Linked DNA regions of Homo sapiens: region 1 is linked to region 2. The links are chromatin contacts, found by Hi-C or POLR2A ChIA-PET in ENCODE. All regions are on one chromosome and are shown on one strand. The core of a region is the stretch at or near the end of the contact, and the rest is flanking DNA. Distances in the headings are between cores, read along the strand shown.

Evidence for each region. Hi-C counts contacts between places; a loop is a spot of excess contacts on that map. ChIA-PET counts read pairs that join two places held with the same protein, here RNA polymerase II (POLR2A).
Region 1: a map of aorta shows a loop between it and region 2 (4-fold over the local background). The contact joins two enhancer-like sites. A Hi-C loop is called at or near these places in 1 of 168 maps with a recorded cell type or tissue (aorta). POLR2A ChIA-PET finds 5 or more read pairs at or near these places in 2 of 52 experiments (A673 and OCI-LY7).

The regions. Positions count from the first base shown.
Region 1 is chr3:187,185,328-187,190,313 of GRCh38, reverse strand. No RefSeq gene overlaps it. Among named protein-coding and RNA genes, the nearest start is that of RTP1, 9.7 kb to the left of the region's middle. RefSeq lists an enhancer at 4,008-4,986. Within about 2 kb of position 3,398, at least 15 of the 41 ENCODE cell types and tissues checked have a DNase peak (open chromatin) inside an H3K27ac peak, as active enhancers do.
Region 2 is chr3:186,974,314-186,979,560 of GRCh38, reverse strand. All of the region lies in intron 2 of ST6GAL1 (ST6 beta-galactoside alpha-2,6-sialyltransferase 1), which reads right to left. Among named protein-coding and RNA genes, the nearest start is that of ST6GAL1, 46 kb to the right of the region's middle. RefSeq lists an enhancer at 3,181-4,062. Within about 2 kb of position 2,045, at least 22 of the 41 ENCODE cell types and tissues checked have a DNase peak (open chromatin) inside an H3K27ac peak, as active enhancers do.

The DNA of each region.
Region 1 (4,986 bases), core at 2,149-4,648, 210 kb before region 2:
GATTCTTCCTGAAGCAGTTTTGGAAAGATATGCAACCGTTCAACCCTAATAACATTTCATGGAAGGTCTAGTAGGAAATGAAGTCACTGTACATTATCAGACCGTCTTACTGTGGTTGAATGGCATACTCATGGAGTTCAGAAGACAGGACACAACTTTCCTTTACTCTTCCATCAAATCTCCAATAGGTCCACTGAGAGTCCACCTAGAATGCATGTCCAGAACTTCCCCTTATTTTTTCTGGTCTCCTTTCTAGGTCTTCTCTTTGATCTCTTCTGCTCTTCTACTTTCTCTTCAGGACCTTGCTTCAACCTTCGGTGTAGAGTATCTATAAGCTAATAACCTTTCTCCCACTAATACTGACCACATTCCATTGCATAGCTGTCATTTCTTACTATGCTAACAAAGTTTATGTCCCTTTATTCTATTATATCAAAGACCTCTACTCACTAGGGTAAAAAGAAAGAAAGAAAGTGGAGGAAGGAGTAGAAAAAAATCCATTCTGATGCACACTTGCCCTCCTTCTGAGCATGATCTTTCCAAGAAAAGCAATAAAACAAGAAAACTTGGTCCTCTCTTTTGCAAATGAGAGGAAACCGCTCTGGACAGCAGATGTGTATTTCACAGTGGCCACAGAATAAACCTGAATCACATTTGCATTCAGTCACTTTGGCTGAGTCTCTACCATATGACCTGAAAATACAAAGATGTATAGAACAGAATTATGGAGTAAAAGGGATCTTGGAAATTATCTAGTCTAATCCTAATCAGATGTGCCAGTGACTCTGAGACATTTCATATGAAGACATAAATAGGTATAAAATAATCAGATTTTAATTTAGTGAGAAGATGGTTCTTCATATAGAATGAGGAGACTTCACTGTCTATCTTTAGACAGACCCAGTGATCTGGGATTAGGGTTGCCTCTGAAATTGAAGTAATAACCAATGCCTATTGAGAGCCAAGCAGTTACCTAGCCTGAATGTGAACATTTCCAGTGATGTGGAGCTCGTTATCCAGTGATAGCAGCACTCTCTAACCCCTGGCTATTAAGAAGCTCTTCTTTACTGAGTGCCACCATCTCACTTTCAAAACCTTGACTCTCTGTGCCTTGCAATAGAAAGCACTTAACAACGTGCCAGCCCACAGTAAGCAGGCAGTTAATATTGACTACTTTTGGGAAGTGAAAGGGGTGTTGTGGTTTTATTGTTACCACTATTAAAGCCTATGTTTATAAGTTGTGAAATTCTGCATTGGCAGAACACCACTGGCTTGTTTTAGTCTTTAAACATGAAAGCTTTTTTAAAGAATACCTTGTAATGAGCTGAAATGCAACTTTAGGAGAAAGACAGAGCACTATTTATTCTACTCTCTGACATAATTTTCCATAATGGCAAAACAATCTCTATTTGTTAATCTGAATATTATGGAAACTTTCAAGCACATAGAAAAGCAAAACAGACAATGAAACTCCATGTGCCCATCACCCAGCTTCAGTAACCATCAGTTATATGTCTTCTAAAACATTTTCTTTAACCCAATATCTGAGATTTCCTTCAAATAATATGGGTAGGGGTGTAGATGAAATATGATTGACCATGAGTTGGTAACGTTGAGGGTGAGTAGTAGATACATGGACATTTATTATACTATTCTATGTATTTTTGTATATTGAAACTTTCCATAATAGAAAGTAAATAAATAAGCATTTTTCTTTTGCTTACTGCATTAGTCAGAATTCTCCAGAGAAACAGAACCAATAGGAAAAAGAGAGAGAGAGAGAGAGAGAGAGAGAGAGAGTATAAGGGATTGGCTCACATAATTATAAGGACTGAAAAGCCCATGATCTCCCCTCTGTGAGCTGAAGACCTAGGAAAGCTGGTGGTGTAGCTACAGTTCAAGTCAAAAAGCTTGAGAACCCAGAGGACCAATGGTGTAGGTTACAGTTCAAGAGATGTCCCAGTTCAGGTAATCAGGCAAAAGAGTGAATTCTTCCTTCCTCTGCCATTTTGTTCTATTCTATCCCTCAACAGATTGGATGATGCCCCACCTACACTGAGGAGGGCAATCTACTTTCCTCAGTCTACAGATTCAAATGCTAATCTCATTTGGAAACACTTCACAGAGACACACCAGAAATAATGTTTAACCAAATATCTGCACCCCATGGACCTGTCAAAGTGACACATGAAATTAACCATCATTGTTCTCTCCTAAATTTTTGCTTTCAAAACAGTGAACTCATGTCCTTGCTCCTTGTAGCTGTGGACTTCTAGTTTAATCTTCTGGGGTCTGAATTTTTCCATACTGTTCCTATCATTGTAATAATAAACTTACATATGTAAAACAGTTCAAAAATGTTCCTCTTACAGCCTCACATATACTTACCAATGAATGTCTATATTTGAAATACTCAGGGAACACATAAGAGTAGGTAATTAGCACAATACATAGGTCTATTATCTAGAAGCCTGGCTTCTCAGGTCAAAAGAATTGTCATTTTTCTAAGGCCTCAACTTTTGATTGGCTTTGCTTTGGAGGTTAATTTATAAGTTTCCACGGAATTTGGGGGTTGTGATAATTTGACATGGGTGAATGAAATTGGAAAGTCATGTACATCAGGCAAACAGGACAAAAGGCAGTGAAACAACCAGGTGCATCCTTCACTACTAGTCACATCAGTTGTGAAGTCCATTACTTTATCAAAAACTGTTCTCACTTTCTCTTGAAAGCCAATGTTGGTCTCTCAAGGATCTAAGTTAATTCCTTTGTAGACCTCATTCAGGAGAAGAGGGCTAAGGGAGTCCTCACTTGTTAGCCACTAAGGAACCAAGAATCCTCAAACTGCAGATTCTCTCTTTGGTGTCCCAGAGCAGATATTTACTTCCCTGGGACACAATTCTTGACCTAGATTAACTCCTGTATGAATCACAGAGAGAAGTTCCAGTAAGAAAGAGCCCTGATCTACATATCCTGGAGGGAGGCCCTTCCCTTGAGCTGGGTATAGGCTACGCCTCACCTTGTGGTTAGGGGTGGCAGGATGGTTAGTGCCAGACACAGCCTGAAAGAGAAGTAGGAAAGGTGAGCCCTGAGGCTAGAATGGGCAATGTCCCAGGACCGAGAGGCTGGCCAGCAGGGCAGGTGTGAGGTCAGTCTTATTGCAGGCTGTCTGAGGCAGCAGCTCCAGGAGGTGCACCTCTCTCAGCTTCCAGGAGCCAAGCCCTGCTCAGGAAGAGAGATGACTTTCATACCAAGTAGGAGGCCAAGGGGCCTAAAGCTCCTTATCTGTAAACCCATGGGGAACAGATTCAGAAGGCCCTCAAATAAACACTCCAGCCCAGAACCGGCCAAGTCTGCACCAGAATAAACTCATGAGTCATACTGACCCTGGTGTTGCCTTACATGGCAGCTAACAAGGCTGGCTAGTCTAAGGGCTTTGGCATCCGTAGCCTTTTTGGTTTAGCACTACCTTTACTATTTTAACTTCTTGCCGTTGTTTGACTGACTGGTATTTCAGGCATCTTGGACCCATGCTTCTGAAAGCAGCTGACATCTGGTGTGATAAAATGGTGACCTATACCCCTGTATATCTATGCAGGTCTGTCTCAGGCGTAAATATGAAACTCAGTTAATACATTCTACATTGATAACTCTCAGAAACTATAGGAGAGAGATAGTATTAGCAAGACCTGTGTGGAAAGAACAAGAAAGGGAGAAATGACAGGTCTGCATTCTGTCACTGCTGAGACTTGCCATGTGACCAAAGAACGTGGCCTCTCTGCTTCTACATTTCTGTGTACTTAAAATCAGTAGAACCATATTACCTGATCTCAAAGTTTCCTTCCTGCTCTAGCAATTTGTGGGTCACAATTACATGAAACACCTATAGCTTTGGTAAAGGCAAAATGACCCTCTCCCAAACCTCTTAGATACTCAGAAACATATATAAGGAGCTACTTTCTATTTTCCCCATGAAGGAGTATTGCTGTGCTCATAAATTTTCCTTATTAAATATTTTCAGAATAAATATGAAATGATGGCTATCTACAAGCCTCCTCCAGTTTTGTAATGTCCAAAGTTATAACCACTCCCTGATCTAGACAGTTCTTGGCTATACCTTTACCCGAATCTATATGTCCTCCAATATTTCCTGATTCCAAGTAAACTCAGCAGGACCTACACAAAAAAGAAAAAAAAAAAGCATGTAACCATGGAAATCAAGCCCTGCTCTCACACTGTAGGGCTGCCCCACTGGGTGAACTGCTCAGCGAGGCACTCAAGTTCCAACCCATGATCTGGTCTCATTTAACTTGCAAAGCACAGCTCCTACCACCTGAGCGTTTCTCAACAGACATAGCGGATGCTTTTCCTTTCCCACAAAAGGCTGCATAATCCCACCTCCATTTCTTTGTTCTTGCTCTTTCTTCTACCTAAAATGTCTCATTCCCCTCTTCATGGCGCATTCTTTTATCCAGCCTGGTGTTCTTCTCTCCTATTCTCTCCTATACTTGGGCTGAGGAGGAGGCAAGTTTCTATACTCTCTTTAGCAGCCCACATTTTCCATACCACAGCATTTATAAGGATTGCTAGCACTTAATGAGCACTTACTATATGCCAAGCAGGTACCCTGCTAAAGATTTACATTTTCTTCTGATATCAACCCTATGATAGGCTCTTGTTTTTCCACTTTCATGCGCGTCCGTGTGAAGAGACCACCAAACAGGCTTTGTGTGAGCAACATGGCTGTTTATTTCACCTGGGTGCAGGCGGGCTGAGTCCGAAAAGAGAGTCAGCGAAGGGAGATAGGGGTGGGGCCGTTTGATAGGATTTGGGAAGGTAATGGAAAATTACAGTCAAAGGGGGTTGCTCTCTGGTGGGCAGGGGTGGATCTCACAAAGTACATTCTCAAGGGTGGGGAGAATTACAAAGAACCTTCTTAAGGGTGGGGGAGACTACAAAGTACCTTCTTAAGGGTGGGGGAGATTA
Region 2 (5,247 bases), core at 796-3,295:
GGACTTCCTCCTGTCTCTGTTTCGACTCCTCTTCTACCCCTACCCTCCTTTGGGGACCATCCAAAATCCCCACTTTTTCTCCAGGTCTGCCCAAGGAGTTCCTCTCTTGGGAAGCAGATCAGGCACAGAGTTTGAGTCTGGCCTGGAGAACAGGGAAGACCTAAGCTTCACTTCCCAACTGTAAGGCCTCCCACTGTTACTTCACCCCTGGGACCTTCTCTCAATAGGTCCTAGGCTCATTTGCAGTAATGCTCCAGGCAGAGTGCATAGCTCACTGGTCAACTAATCAATAACGCTAGGCCTCAGGGTATCACCTCTCCTTTCTCTGAATTCCCCCAACCTAACCTAACATTTCAGTTAAAGTGGGGCCACCTGTGACTCACACTTTATATACAGTTTGTTTTACAATGAGCCCTCATTCATTTGTTCACACAAATATGCCCCAAATACAGATGATACAGAAATAAATAGGGCCCAGCTCCTGCTGCTGAGGTCTTAGAGAAAAGACCATAAACTAGTGGGTGGAAAATCATGTAAAGCATTAAAAACTAAGGGCCGAGGAGGTGGTGCCAACTCTACTAGAGGAAGTCAGAAGTCAGAAAAGGTAAAGTTCATCCTGGGTTTTGAAGTTTGAACAGGAGTTCACCAAGCAGAGCAAGGCATGCCCAACAGAGAATAGCAGTGCAAAGGCTCAGTCATGAAAGTGGCCCATTGTGTTCAGGGATGGGGAGAAGCTGTGAGGTGGGACAGGGTATAAGGGCTGCAGTGATGAGAAATGGTCTTCGACAGGACATCTGCTCCAGACAGAGGTATTTCTAGTCCCAATTTATCCTGCAAGCAACTGGGACTGGTGGAGGTTTTCTAAGCAAGCAAATAACATTATTAGATTGTTTTCTCTAAACTCCGTGGTGTGCTCCCAGCACTAAAAAGGAGCTTTGATGGAGCACGAAGAGGTGAAGAGGGGCCATTTCCGTGAATAAAGGAAAGGGTGCCAGAGACCATCTTTTCTGGCTCCTGGTCTGGCCTGCAGCCCCACCATCCACCCAGCTAACCCCTGGCTCAGCAGATAGTGAACTCTGGTCAAGTCCCTCCTGGAACACCAGGCTCCAGAAGCTGTTAACAGAGTAACGTGGAGAGAGAGGAGTGGGAACCAACTGCACAGATAAACTGAGGAGGAGTCAGAGAAATATGATGTGTCTAGTGGCTCACAGCATCCTGAAAGGGGCAGGAGCTTCCAGCTAGATAGACTATGTTCAAATTCCACCTCTACCTTTACTACCTGGCATAACCTTGGGTAATTCCCTTAACCTCTCTGAGACTGTTTTTTCTTTTTTCTTTTATTTTTATTTTGACACGGAGTCTCGCTCTGTCACCCAGGCTGGAGTGCAGTGGCATGATCTCAGCTCACTGCAACCTCTGCCTCCTGGGTTCAAGCGATTCTCTAGCCTCAGCCTCCCAAGTAGCTGGGATTACAGGTGTGCGCCACCACGCCTGGCTAATTTTTGTATTTTTAGTAAAGATGGGGTTTCACCATGGCCAGGCTGGTCTCGAACTCCTGACCTCAGGTGATCCTCCCACCTTGGCCTCCCAAAGTGCTGGGATTACAGGCATGAGCCACCACGCCCGGCCGAGACTGTTTTCTTATCTATTAAATGGCAATAACAAGTCCCATTCACTTCAAAGGCTTGTACTGAAAATTAAAACTATTTCAAGTGATGAGGATAGTGACCACTACAAGGAATAATGGCTCTCTAAATATTATTAAACTGATTATTAATATCTTCATTTTTATTTTATGTGTCTTTTATATGATGTGATAAAATCCCTCAGGCTAAAAGATCTTCAAATACAGCAGGCCCCTGGAGGCACGGGATGGAATTAGCCCTCCTGAGGCGCTCAGAGGACGGCTGTGTCTCCTGCGTGAGACTGATCAGTTCCTTCCAAGTTGCCTTCCGCCCTCCTTGGCTGCCTGCAGTTTCTGTAGGATCATATTTCCCACCTGACCCAGTGGGCCCAGGAGAGCTGTGGGCCTTGTAGCTCTGAGCTTTTCAGAGGTCTCACATGACAACCTGGCAGGGTGCAGCTGTTCCCGGCAAGGGCATTAATAATACAGGCCTTCTTCCGCAAACTCTGGCCAACAGTCTAAAATGACAAGTGAAAACACTGAGTCCAAATTCTCCCTGGGGCTTAGGGCAGAGGAAGCCAAAATAGCTCGCCTTTATCAGGGCTAAATCGTGGAACTAAATCAGGGTTCTGCTAGCGGTGGTGGCTAAGGGAAACCGCTGGTGATAAAAGCAAAGAAATGGGGGAGAAGCCGTGGGGGAGGGAGCCACAGTCACACTCCTTACAGAATAAACTATCTCGCCTAGGGGCAGTTTCAGCAGAAGGCTTCAGAGACCCCCGGAAGCAGACAGAAAGAAGTCCACATGCCTTGCTGGCTGAGGAGCAAATCGGGTCATGAATTTCATCTCAGCAATAGCCAATAAACACAGCAGCTGCTATACCCAGCCCTGAGACATCTAGCACAGGAGACTTTATAAAGAACAAGCCGATCTCCTCTGGCAAGCAAGCCACAAATGGAGAAGGTCTTGGCAGGATTTTTGTGTCCTTTATTCATATGGTATCAGCACCTAAAACAGTGCCTGGCATTAAAGCACTAGGTAAATATGAGTGACTGAAGAAATACATGCGTGGGGAGAGAATATAAACCAGCAGCACCAGTTAGTAACTATACAAAGGTAAGCAAGCCATTCAGTCTCTAGGAGCCTCTATTTCTTCATCAGGAAAATAGGGTAATGACACCTACTTTGAAAGGGTCTTATAAGAATTAAGGCCGGGCACAGTGGCTCATGCCTGTAATCTCAGCACTTTGGGAAGCCAAACTAGGTGGATCACTTGAGGTCAGGAGTTTGAGGCCAGCCTGGCTAACATGGTGAAACCCTGTCTCTACCAAAAATGTAAAAAATAGCCGGGTGTGGGGGCACATGCCTGTAGTTCCAGCTACTTGGGAGGCTGAAGCAGGAGAAGCGCTTGAACCCGGGAGATGGAGGTTGCAGTGAGCCGAGATAGTGCCACTGCATTCCAGCCTAGGCAACAGAGCAAGACGCTATCTCAAATAAAAAAAAAAAGAATGAAATAAAATGATGTATGTAAACACCTCTAAAACAATGCTTGGTAGAAGTAGGCACTCAGTAAATGGACTTCAATCTTCAGCTACAAATTTGACCTCAATCCTCAGCTATAAATCAGACCTCAACTATCAACTCTCTGTTTCCAATTCTTACGGAGGAGGGGAAGGTTGGGGGAGGTGAATAAAAGGAGAGCGTAAACCAACTGAAGATGAGAAATCAAAGGAAAGCAAAGGAAAGACCCACAAGGTCACACCTCACTGGATGACCTTGGACAAGTCAGGTACTTTGCTGGGTCTCAGAGTTCTCTGTGGTAGGATGCAGGGAGGTGAGTTTGATCTGTGGTCTTGAAACTGTGTGCAGGAACTCTAGCGAGCCCGTGGAGACCCTGAGGGGCTGTCTTGGGGTGGGGAAGAAGGAGACCAGTGGGTCCCGAGCAGTTGCAGGCAGTTTCCTATGGGAGGCTGGGAGGCTGTCCTCAGAAGAAACAGTCCCACACTTGGTCCAGTTTGTTGTAAACTAATGCTTTCTCCGAGGTCCCCAGTTCCTCCCAGGGCCAGGATTGGGATGAGGTAAGGGAGGTCTCACCCTAGTCCCAATCGTGAGTCCCCCAGACCTCCTTCAGTGCCAGCCTCACTCACTTCTGTGGCGTTTGGCACAGCCAGCCACCCTCTCTGGAAGTCTCTCTCCACTGCCTGCCCTGGCACTGCCTTTCATGGGTACAGTGTTCTGTTTCTCTCCATCTCTTTCGCTGGATCCTCTCCTTCCTCCTGGGCAAGAGAAGTAGAACAAGAGGGAAGAAGTGGATGGGAGAGTACAAAGAGGCCATGGAAGAACACACTGTGGGGAAGTTCAGTTGTGGACAGGCAGAGGGAGACTGGTTGAACAGCAAAAGGCAGATGGCCAGGCAGGTACGAACCTCAGGGACAGAGAAGAATCACTCCCCATCACCTGGCAGAACTTTCTCTCCCCTGCACTTCTTCTTTCCTTGCCTCAATGCCCCTGTCCAAGTCAAGTCCACATCATCTAATACTAGGACCCTCACAACAGTCTCCCAACCCATCCCTTGCTTATCTTCTCACAAAAGATTAATCTCCTGAAGTCCAGCTCTGAATCATTAAGCTCCTCCTCAGACACTGAAATTGCATCTTCCATGTTTACTCCATTAAGTGCAAATGCCTCTCAGTCTAGTATACAAGGCCATACTCCCACTCACTCCCCAGCCTCCAAGCAACACCCACCGTGCACACAGGCACCCGCTTCCCTGGATTCACCCTGGCCACCGGCCCTGACGTTGCCTGCACTCCTTTCCTCCCTCAGCGCACCCTCGCCCCAATTTCACCTGTCAAATCTTTGCACTGTAAACAGCAGACCCACGCTCCTCTTTTCCAAGATCCTGCATCCAGGCCTGCCAAAGCCCAGAGCTATTTGTAGATGTTGGCGAGGACACGTCTCTCTGTCTGCTCAGTCAATAATTCACTGCAATACCAGGTATTGCAAAAGAAGGCCTTTGCCTTGCCTTCCAATAAGAGTTACAGGGTAGAAAGCAGAAACCTGCCCTGCAGCTGCCATGAACCCCACCTGAGCAGGCAAGTTAGGCTACACTTGACAGTGGAAGCTCATCAGCCACAGTGAAGCAGCCCCCACCACTTGTTTATTTATTTATTTCCCTTTGCACCCAACCCTGCTGTGGGCGCCCCCCCCCCAACCAGGCTCTCAGTAAATACTAATTGAATTAATTAATTAATTAATGAGATCTTCCTGCTGGGAGCACAGAACTAATCCCATAAAAACAAAAATAATTCTCCTGTCTTTTGCATCTAAAGCTGACCCCACTAATGACGGAAATGTTCTATAACTGGATTGTGGTGACAACTGCACAGCTCAGTAAGTTTACTAAAAAAAATCACTGAATTGTATACTTAACATGGGTTGATTTCATGGAATATAAACTGTACCTCAATAAAGTTGTCTTTAAATATCTGTATGATGATCAAAACCACCATGGTCCATGGTGGCTCACTGTTCGGCTGAGTGATAAAGTGAGTTATGAGCTAACCCAAAAATAAACAACAGAAAAGATGCTCCGGGTCTGTAAGGTGTGGGATCCAAGCTCAGT